Regions from separate parts of the Mus musculus genome. Here region 2 is linked to region 1. Evidence: chromatin loops called from intact Hi-C (ENCODE). Cell type or tissue: heart. All regions are shown on one strand.

The links. Hi-C counts contacts between places; a loop is a spot of excess contacts. Peaks named below come from ENCODE experiments on the same cell type or tissue, not always from the same donor. Only the 100,000 strongest peaks of a DNase experiment are listed, where the experiment ranks them.
Region 2: a loop joins it to region 1, with 4 times the contacts of the local background. A loop is called at or near these places in 11 of 42 quality-filtered maps.

What each region holds. Positions count from the first base shown.
Region 1 is chr1:181,826,404-181,831,403 of GRCm38, reverse strand. It overlaps Lbr (lamin B receptor), which reads left to right. Exons shown (of 14, transcript NM_133815.2): 6 at 2,496-2,692. Among named protein-coding and RNA genes, the nearest start is that of Lbr, 13 kb to the left of the region's middle. In heart, CTCF peaks have their summits at 2,858 (motif pointing left) and 3,630 (motif pointing right); no DNase peak of the experiment used is centred here.
Region 2 is chr1:181,879,536-181,884,535 of GRCm38, reverse strand. Gm33669 (a long non-coding RNA gene) reads right to left here. Exons shown (of 4, transcript XR_865801.2): 2 at 3,556-3,900; 3 at 3,242-3,310. Among named protein-coding and RNA genes, the nearest start is that of Gm33669, 3.6 kb to the right of the region's middle. In heart, CTCF peaks have their summits at 2,736 and 3,442 (motif pointing right); a DNase peak (open chromatin) is centred at 2,855; H3K4me3 peaks cover 368 bases; H3K27ac peaks cover 912 bases.

The DNA of each region.
Region 1 (5,000 bases):
TATGAAGGCCTGAGCTGGGAGCTACGGCAGTGTGTGTACAGGGCACAACTGGGGTGGTACATGGGACACACGGAGGCATAGATGGATAGGATGATGGGACAAGCCATAAAGTACAAAGGATGCTAACTTTAAAGTCATAATAAAGGGAGCTTGCCATGGGGAAGGGTACAGGAGGGGTAGTGGTGATCCTGTAGGGACTGGGAGCTCTGCTACTGATGAGTAGAGAAGGCAGGGAGGGCCCGGCTGGTGTTCCCTGCAGAAGCAAGCTGCAGCGTAAGGCATCCTGCTGCCTTCCCAATGGGCTGATCAGAGAGTGCATGCGTGGAGCCTCCCAGAAGACAGTTACGTTAGGCTCTTGTCTGCAAGCATAACAGAGCCATTGATAATGGCAGGGATTGGTTCTTGCCCATGGGATGGGTCTCAGGTTGGGCCAGCCTTTGGTTGGCCATTCCCTCAGTCTCTGCTCCATTTCTGTCCCCCTTTTTTTTTAAAGATTCATTTATTTATTATATGTAAGTACACTGTAGTTGTTTTCAGACACACCAGAAGAGGGAGTCAGATCTTGTTACGGATGGTTGTGAGCCACCATGTGGTTGCTGGGATTTGAACTCAGGACCTTTGGAAGAGCAGTCAGGTGCTCTTACCTGCTGAGCCATCTCACCAGCTCCCTGTGCTTCTTGAAGGCAGACAAATTTTGGGTTGGAGGTTAAGTGGGTGGGTGATTGTTGCCTGTCTGTGGCTCTTTTTTTTTTTTTGAGACAGGGTTTCTCTGTGTAGCCCTGGCTGTCCTGGAACTCACTCTGTAGACCAGGCTGGCCTTGAACTCAGAAATCTGCCTGCCTCTGCCTTCTGAGTGCTGGGATTAAAGGCGTGCGCCACCACTGCCAGGCTTTGTGGATCTTGTTCCTCTAACTGGGCTGTCTTATCTGGCCTCAGTGGGTGTCTTAGTCAGGGTTTCTATTCCTGCACAAACATCATGACCAAGAAGCAAGTTGGGGAGGAAAGGGTTTATTCAGCTTACATTTTCATCACTGAAAGAAGTGAGGCCTGGAACTCAAGCCAGGCAGGGAGCAGGAGCTGATGTAGAGGCCATGGAGGGATGTTAATTACTGTCTTGCTCAGCCTGCTCTCTTATAGAACCCAAGACTACCAGCCCAGAGATGGTCCCACCCACAAGGGGACCTCCCCACTTGATCACTAATTGAGAAAATGCCTTACAGTTGGATCTCATGGAGGCATTTCCTCAACTGAAGCTCCTTTCTCTGTGATAACTCCAGCTGTGTCAAGCTGACACAAAATCAGCCAGTACAGTGGGAGAGGATGCTCCTAGCCCTGCCGTGACTTGATGTTCCAGGGTGGGTTGGTACCCAGGGAGGATGGAGGGAGGGCTGTGAGAGGGGGGCTGCGACTGCGATGTAAAGTCAATAAATAATGGGAAAAGTTCCCAAACAAAACACAGAGTGTATGTCAAAGCCTGCGGTGAGTGAGCATGTGAGCTGGTGGCAGCCCATAGTCTGGCTTGGGTTACCTGCTCTGCTTGCTGTCCTCGCCCATAATCTCCACGTGTGTGACAGTAAGCTGCATGTTAGAAACCTATGGATAGAAAGTCTACTGTGAGGACCAGGGGACTCATTGAGCTAAGAGGCTCTTGCCTACAAGGCAGAGCTGGAGGCCAAGGCTACCAGAGGCTGTGCAACCACATTAGCCTAGCCGTTGTTTGGTGTCTGCGTCTCCACACTGCTCTTTTTGTGGCTGGAGTTGACAGTTTCAGAGCTTGGTCTCTGAGGTGGACCCTACTTTTGTCACTCACCCAAGGCTGTGTGCTCACTGGAAGTGATGGGGAGAGAGTTTAAAAGTTACTAAATTTTATGACTTTGGTAGGGGAGGGATGGAGAGAGCAAGCAAGCTAATGCTCTGGGGCTCACATGAATGCTGGCTGTGAGCTCCAGGTGTCAGATGCCCTTCCCTGCTGAGCATTTTCCCAGCCAAGACAGGGAGAGGTTTTTCTTTTTTTTTTTTTTTTTTGAGGCAGGGTTTCTCTGTGTAGCCCTGGCTGTCCTGGAACTCACTTTGTAGACCAGGCTGGCCTCAAACTCAGAAATCCTCCTGCCTCTGCCTCCCGAGTGCTGGGATTAAAGGTGTGCTCCACCACGCCTGGCTTATTTCCTTCATTTTATATGTATGAATGTTTACCTGTGAATTTGTTATGTGTACCGCATGTATGCCTGTTGTTCAGGGCAGTCAGAAGAGGACATTGGCTTCCCTGGAACTGGAGTTACATACAGATGGTTGTGAGCCACCATGTGGGTGCTGGGTCCTCTGTGAGAGAGCAAGTGCTTTTAACCACCAGGCTGATGCTTCTGCCCCCTAGATGAGGAGTTTTTGATGGTACCTTACAAATTGGTTTCAGACAGCTAACCAGATCTAGTTTTGCCCTGAAAGTAAAATAAATATAAATACAAAGCCCACATGAGGTCTGATGCCTGTCCTTGCAGGTGCGGTCCTCATCATGCTGGGCCTGCCCGCCTGCGTCCTCTTGCTGCTGCTGCAGTGCAGGCAGAAGGACCCGGGGCTGCTCCACTTCCCTCCACCTCTGCCGGCTCTCCACGAGCTGTGGGAACCCAGGGTGTGCGGCGTTTACCTCCTCTGGTTTTTCGTTCAAGCTCTCTTCCACCTTCTACCAGTTGGGAAGGTAAGGTTTTGGGGTTTGTTGTATGTATATTTTTTGTGTTTTGAGACATGGTCCTGGCTGTGTGTTCCTGACCTGGAACTCACTCTGTAGACCAGGTTGGTCCTGAACTCGCAGAGCTCTGCCTGCCTCTGCCTCTGCAGTGCTTGGATTATAAACGTGTGCCCCCTGGTGGAAGTAGGGTTTTGCTGAAGGGGCATGGTTTTGTGAAACTTGACTGACTGACTTGTCATTTTTAAGATTTCCAGCAGTTTCAAAGTTAAGCGGTCAGTCATGCGCTGAGCCTTATTCCTGAGCTCTGTAGCTTTCCTCTTACTAAGTATAACTTTAAAAATATGATTTGGGTTTATCTAATTTCCTATATCACTTTTCTTTCTTTTTCAACAAAATACCTGACAAAAGCCAAGGGGGGCAGGGGGGGGGGAAACAAACAACAACAGGATTTATTTTGCCTCAAGCTTTGAGGGTAACGTCCATGATAGCAGAGGAATGGTGTTGGGGAGAGAGGTGGCTGGTCACTTTGCATCAGTGCCAGGTTGGAAGCAGAGAGACAGGGATACTGATTCTCAGCTTGATTTCCCCTGTGTGTGTGTGGGTGTTTTCGCCCACATCTATGTCTGTGCTCTGTGTGCGCAGAACTCCGAGGACATTAGCCCCCCTAGGACTGGAGGCATGGTTGTGAACCATCAGTGTGTACTGAGGACAGCCCCCGGTGCTCGGGAAGAGCAGCCTGTGTCCTTGGTGAGCCGGTGCTCCAGCTCTTCTTCCTTTTCTGCAGTGTGGGAACCCAGCCCAAGAAACGGAGCCACTCACATTAGGGTGGTCTTTACACCTCAGCACAGTCTAGAGACTGCGAGATAGGTGTGCCTAGAGGTTTGCTCCTAGGTGATTCTTAGGGCATTGAATCCAATTATGTGTGTGTACGCTGTTGCTGTTTTCAGACTCACCAGAAGAGGGCATCAGATCCGTGAGCTGGTTGCTGGAATTTGAACTCAGAACCTGTGAAAGAGCAGCCAGTGTTCTTAACCACAGAGCCATCTCTCCAGGCCCCCCCTACATACATATACATATACACATACACATACACATACACATACACATACACATACACATACACATACACATACACATACATATACATATACACACATACATACACATATATATAATCATACCTATTTCCAGTTCTAACAGGAAAGAATAAGTTATTTGCTATTAGCCTAACTCTTAGTAGAGGCAGCTGAAGAGCATCCCCCTCAGTGTGTTTACTTGTGGGTGCAACATTTTAAATCATTGTCTTCTGAGCTCAGTGGATTTAACAGAAAACAAACAAAAAACCCCAAAACACAGATTCAGGTATTTCCAGTTTTGATCCTTAGGAACTGTTGTCAAGAACACAGTGTCCTTTTCAGACTCCATTGCTAAGTGTGGTCTTTCAGTTGTTATACCTTTCCTTAGAGATGTGTTCAAAGAACATGAGCTGCCCTAAGCAGTACATAATTTATTTCAGATCTTATTCTTAGGAGACTGCATCTTTGCCAGCTGGAAATTCTGTTAGGAGGGTGGGGCTGTGGACATGGTGCTGTGGACTCTCACTGTAAGTGGCTGTCCGCTTTTACTACAGGGCTCTGTTCAGAGTCAGGTGAAAATAACCATGCATACGTACAGGCAGATGTCGAGTGTCAGTCGAGAGATCCTCTCTCTATTGTCAGACTAAGGCCAAGAAGACACCTGCAATTGAGAAGGATCGCTTAGGGTTTCGCCAGTGCTGTGATCTCAGGTTTTATGTTTCTGTCCTGGGTTTCCCTGCCAGCAGAGGAACAGGTGCAGGAAGATGATGCCATCTTAATATTGGACAGCTTAAAGTGAATGGCTACATTTTGATACTTGGGGATCCATGTGGCTGCCCATTCACTCAGGTGGTTGTTGAAAAGAACCTCTGTTCTTGTGTTAAACTTCTTTACGTACATACATATTTTATAGCTAGACTCCCCATATAGAAACAGCACGCACATTTTCTTTTTGAGTTTGCATGATCTCACTTCATATTTTTTTTTGTTTTTGTTTTGTTTTTTCGAGACAGGGTTTCTCTGTATAGCCCTGGCTGTCCTGGAACTCACTCTGTAGACCAGGCTGGCCTCGAACTCAGAAATCCACCTGCCTCTGCCTCCCGAGTGCTGGGATTAAAGGCGTGTGCCACCATGCCCGGCTACTTCGTACATTTTAAGCCCATTGGTTTTCCTGTGGCCGGCCGGCCGGCCTGCCTGCCTGCCTGCCTGCCTGCCTGCCTGCCTGCCCGCCCGCCCGCCCG
Region 2 (5,000 bases), 53 kb before region 1:
GTGTAGCCCTGGCTGTCCTGGAACTCACTCTGTAGACCAGGCTGGCCTTGAACTCAGAAATCTGCCTGCTTCTGCCTCCCGAGTGCTGGGATTAAAGGTATGTGCCACCACTGCCTGGCTAATTTCTAAATATATAGAAAGCAAAAGTTAAAAAAAAAATAGTAAGTTGTAGAAAATAAAACCCCATCAAGTCAGGCACTTAAAGCATCCCGCAGAAGTGCCTGGGGACATCCTGCTGAAACAGTCACGTTGGAGTCCCCGACTGGCAGATTCCCGGAGGAGCTTCTGGCTTTGTGTTCCCATGGTGGCCATTTCCGTGAGACAAATGAAAGAAACTAGAGTTGGAAATAGTCTTTCCCTCGAGTTGTCTCAAGGAAGCAAATGCTTTCTTAATCTCTGTAGCTGTTTGTTCTTCTCTTCCTCCCTGTTAGAGTTAGGGCAGGAAGTTCTGCTGAGCCTCCTATGGCCCTGAAGGCTCCAGCTAATGCCTGCCTACTCTCAGGGTCGAGGTGCCAGAAGTCCCACGGGTGTAGGGTTGCCAGAGATAGCAACTCAACGGCACAGGAGAAACTGTCCTGGGTGGTACAGGAGAAGCTGTCCTGGGTTTCCCAGCACCCCACAGTGGCTCTCGATAGCCTGGAACACCAATTCCAGGGCTTCCATTGCCCTCTTCTGTTTCCCACAGGCCCCAGGCACACGTGGTGGACAGACATACATCTAGGCAAAGCATCCATGCACATAAAATAAAAATAAACAGATCTCATTTAACTTATTAACAAGTAAGTGGTTAGGGCTGGAGAGATGGCTCAGGAGTTAAGAGCACCGACTGCTCTTCCAGAAATCCTGAGTTCAATTCCCAGCATGGTGGCTCACAACCATCTGTAATGAGATCTGACGCCCTCTTCTGGTGTGTCTGAAGATAGCTACAGTGTACTCACATACATAAAATAAATAAATCTTAAAAACAAAACAAAACAAGAAATAAGTGGTTAATTAGAAATTGGACTGCAGGTATAGATCAGTGTGGGAAAGCCTGTATGTGTCTGGTATGTGCGAGGTCCCGTGTCCACTTCCTGTCACCAAAAATTGACGCCAAGAAAAACCACCACCACCACCAACAACAACAGAGACACTACCCAGATGCTCAGTTACATTTAAATTTCAGGTTGACAGTAACCTTAGAGTAAAAATGATTTTATCGCAAATATTGTGTGACATACACCTATTCCCAAAAGCAATTTGTTCATCTGTTGAGAAAAGGCCAAGAAGCAGCTCTGGTGAGGACTTCCAGAAGAGGTGAACACCAAGAAAAGACGTTGAGGGAGCAGCGGGTGTTCCTGTGTGCTCGGGGCCTTTCTGAAGCCAGTGTGGATGGGCTTCCTTGAGTGTAACTGTGTTAAAGTGCAGATTCTGGGCCCTCTCCTAGGCTGGTGACTGATGGGAGCGGCTGCGGCTCTACAGCTCTGGGTGAGCAGACACCAAATTTGAGGCCCTGCGTGCTGAGGTGTTTGTCTCATGTCTGGGGATTCTGTGCAGGCAGCAGTGAAGTGGCAAGACTGTCTTGGGCAGCCTAAGCAGGAGCCACCTTAGAAACAGTGATTTCCCCAGGGCCTGGGACCAGGCTTCCCCACATTGACAGAGGACAATGGTAGAGATCTAGGCCAACCTGCTTCCTCAAGGCTGTGGTGAAGTTGAAATGAGAAAATAAAAAACCGATGTCGTGTAGATTTTGACATGCTCAGGACCACCTCTCCCTCCTCTCCCTCTCCTCCTCCTTTTCCTACGTTTTTGGTGGTTGTTTTGAGATAGACTCTCACTATGTAGCTCTGGCTGTCCTGCAACTTAGACTAGATTGGCCCAGAACTCACAGAGATCCACCTGCCTCTGCCTCCCCAGTGCTGGGATTAAAGGTGTGTGCCACCACCACGCTGGGTTTAGGATCTTCTTGTCAGAGCTGGGTGGGGCTTGGCATGGAGTGACACCTCCTGTCTTGGGGCTCTTCTGCCATGGGTCTGACAGGTGCTAAATGAGCATTCTACCGTGGAGCTATAGCCCATGGACTTACTGCCCTTTCCTGTCAGTCAAGAGGGTCTCTTGCAGGAGGAACAGCTGTCTAACGCTGAACTGGGAACACACAGCCAGCCATTGTTTCCCACATCAAGTTAAGCCTAACACCAGCTTGCACCTCCCTGAGGAGGACTGTGCATCACTGTTCCATCTCAGGGATCCCTCCCACCCAGAGTTTACCTAGGAACTCCTGAGCTCAGAGGTCCCGTCTCTGCCACATTGACCTCAGGCTATGCTCAAGAGTCCCTCACTGTTCTCCATCCCTGGGGATCTGTGTGCCTATACAAAGCCCAGGTCACTGCCCAGAGGGCAGTGTGCACTGCATTGCTGCCTCGGGAAGCAGGCTGTCCTTAAACTGCCCAGCAGAGAAAGCCTCTCCCTGCTGGGCCATGGGCAACCCCATGGATGGCTTTTACATCCTTAGAAAGGCTGTTCTTTCCTGCCTGGACACTGTCAAAGCACAAAGGATTCCTTCATCTTTTCATCCTTCCTGCTCCCCGCCCCCCAACTTGGCTGAGAAAGGCAAAGACATGCCTTACCCTCTGGGCTTGGGGAAGAGGCTACCACTCTCACTAAAGCTCTGGCCTCCAGCCAGATAACTGACCAGTGTCAAAGATGGTGCATGGGTCAGGAAAACGGTGTTTGCCTGATGATCGGTAGTCCAAAACCAGGTGGCGCTCTAGGCCCACCCTGGGACCTGCCAGAGCTTGCCACATCTTGTTTCCGGTCCCACTCAACCTCGCTAAATTGCGGCTCACTTCCCTCTCACTTGGGCTCCCAGGAGGAGTGCTGCCAAATACCCAGCTTACCCAGGGCTGGCTGACTGGGTGCAGTGCCAGGTGTATGTTGGTCTGTGCTTTCTTTCTCAAGTCAAAGCCAGTAGCCAGGGCCTCATGCCAACCCTGTGCAGACTGGCCTCTGCGGCATAGCGGTTCTTCCCGAATTTCCTTGCTGAAACGACACTTGGGATGACCCTAGTTGGCGCATCCTCTGGGCTCACCCTCCCCCACCAAGAAGCTGACCCACTTTTCTCTCTCCCCATCCATTGCTGCACTGAACGCTAGGCGCCTTCACCCAGAGAACAGGACCCCATCTAGGCCTCTAGTCTCTTACTCTGAGGATTTAGGACTTTCCTGCCAGAGTACGAGTTATGAGACAGAAATTTCCCGCCAACCTTGCGTCCTAAGAGAGTGTTGGAGTGAGGTCCGCCAGCTGGGCAGGGGTTCAAGTCCCTCTGGGGCCGCTGCATGAAACCTGGGTTAAGGAAGATCTGAAAAGGGCTTCCCAGAGGTAGGTCCCTCAGCCTAGAGGCCAGGCTTTCAGGCCCCACCCGCACCCCACCCCGACCCCTCTCACACCATCCTTACTCTGAAGCTCACCACATGGTGGCGCTGTAACAGAGCTACACCTATAGATGGTCCCGGGTTTCAGGCTTCATCCCATCTCCCACCAACTATCCCTTTGTCTCCGTTTACTTGGCTGAGGTACATGGTCCACAGTAGTCTGGTGGCTGGGAAGTTCTTTCACACAGTCCTCCAGGCAGTGGGGGCCCGGATGAGGGACGTAGATCGCATCCATTCCGGGCTTTGGAATACTCATTGCCTGGTCTGGGTGCTGAGACACTGCGACCTGCACTGGCTGTGGGTACAGGGTGCTGAGACACTGAGACCTGCACTGGCTGTGGGTACAGGGAGAGCACAGAGTAACCCCAGGTGCCTGCCAGAACTTACCAGGCCATCTGCTCCAGAGAGGGGGATGGGAGTATTTGGGAGGGGGGGCTAGTCTTTAGGGCAGGGCTTAAACTTTTTCTGTTCGCCACCCCTGTATGAGACCCTAGCAATATAGAGACAAAAAAAAAAAAAAAAAAAAAAGCAAACAATTACATTTACAAGTAATAACTCACAAAGAAATTTTAAAAGCGATTCTTAGACATACATATAATTATAGCATTTATTAAGGATGAAAGCAAGTTTGTATAGAGGTTTGTTATATTTACATAAGGAATATGACATTGGCTATATATTTCACACTGTAGAACATGGAATATCTCCAGTATTTTTCAGAGGCAATGTAAATTCAAAATAGCAGAAATATGTCTAGAGCCATTTCAGAAATTGTGGGGAATTCTGTCTTAGTCTCAGAGCCACAATTCACTTAATGATTTTTTTTTAAAATGAAATTCAAGACAGCAGCTCAAACAGCAAATCTGAAAATCAAATATGCTTACATAATACAACCCAGAGATACATTTGTGGGATACATGCTGAGGGGTGTCAGTGGGAAAATATCAAAAGTGTTTGTTTCCCATGATTAAGCCTCCATGTTTGGGTAAGAACAGAAGCCCGTGTGTGTGCTGTGAAAACACTGTGGTTTGTATTGCACCTATCTCAGATCTGAGCTCAGGGGTCAGGCAGCATCTACCGCTCAGACACCAGGTCATACACGGTGCACAGCACACATGTGTGTTCAGAACCAAGTCTGCAGGGAAGCCACACTCTGCACCACAGTTGATCGATGCCCAAAATGCTGGAGATGCACTGAGTCTTTAGTTCTGATGTAACATTTGCTCCGTCCCATACAGAGTCATGACCACGGTTTGAGAAGCTGGGCTTTCTCTCTCTCTCTCTCTCTCTCTCTCTCTCTCTCTCTCTGTGTGCGTGTGCGTGTGCGTGTGCGTGTGCGTGTGTGTGTGTGTGTGTGTGTGTGTGTGTGTGTGTGTGTGTAGAAGCAGCCCCTTTCCCTAGGTCCTGGCATGCTTTTCCTGCTGAGAGCCAAGAAACTCAACACACTTGAGAACCCAAAGCCCCTACAGAGACAATGTGTGCTGTGTGCTCCCTCAAACCAAAGTGTTCTGGGGACAGGTGGACCATGCTCTCTGAGACCCAGCATGGTTATAACTGAATGAGGACGTGCCTGCTCCTAGGTATGTCTGA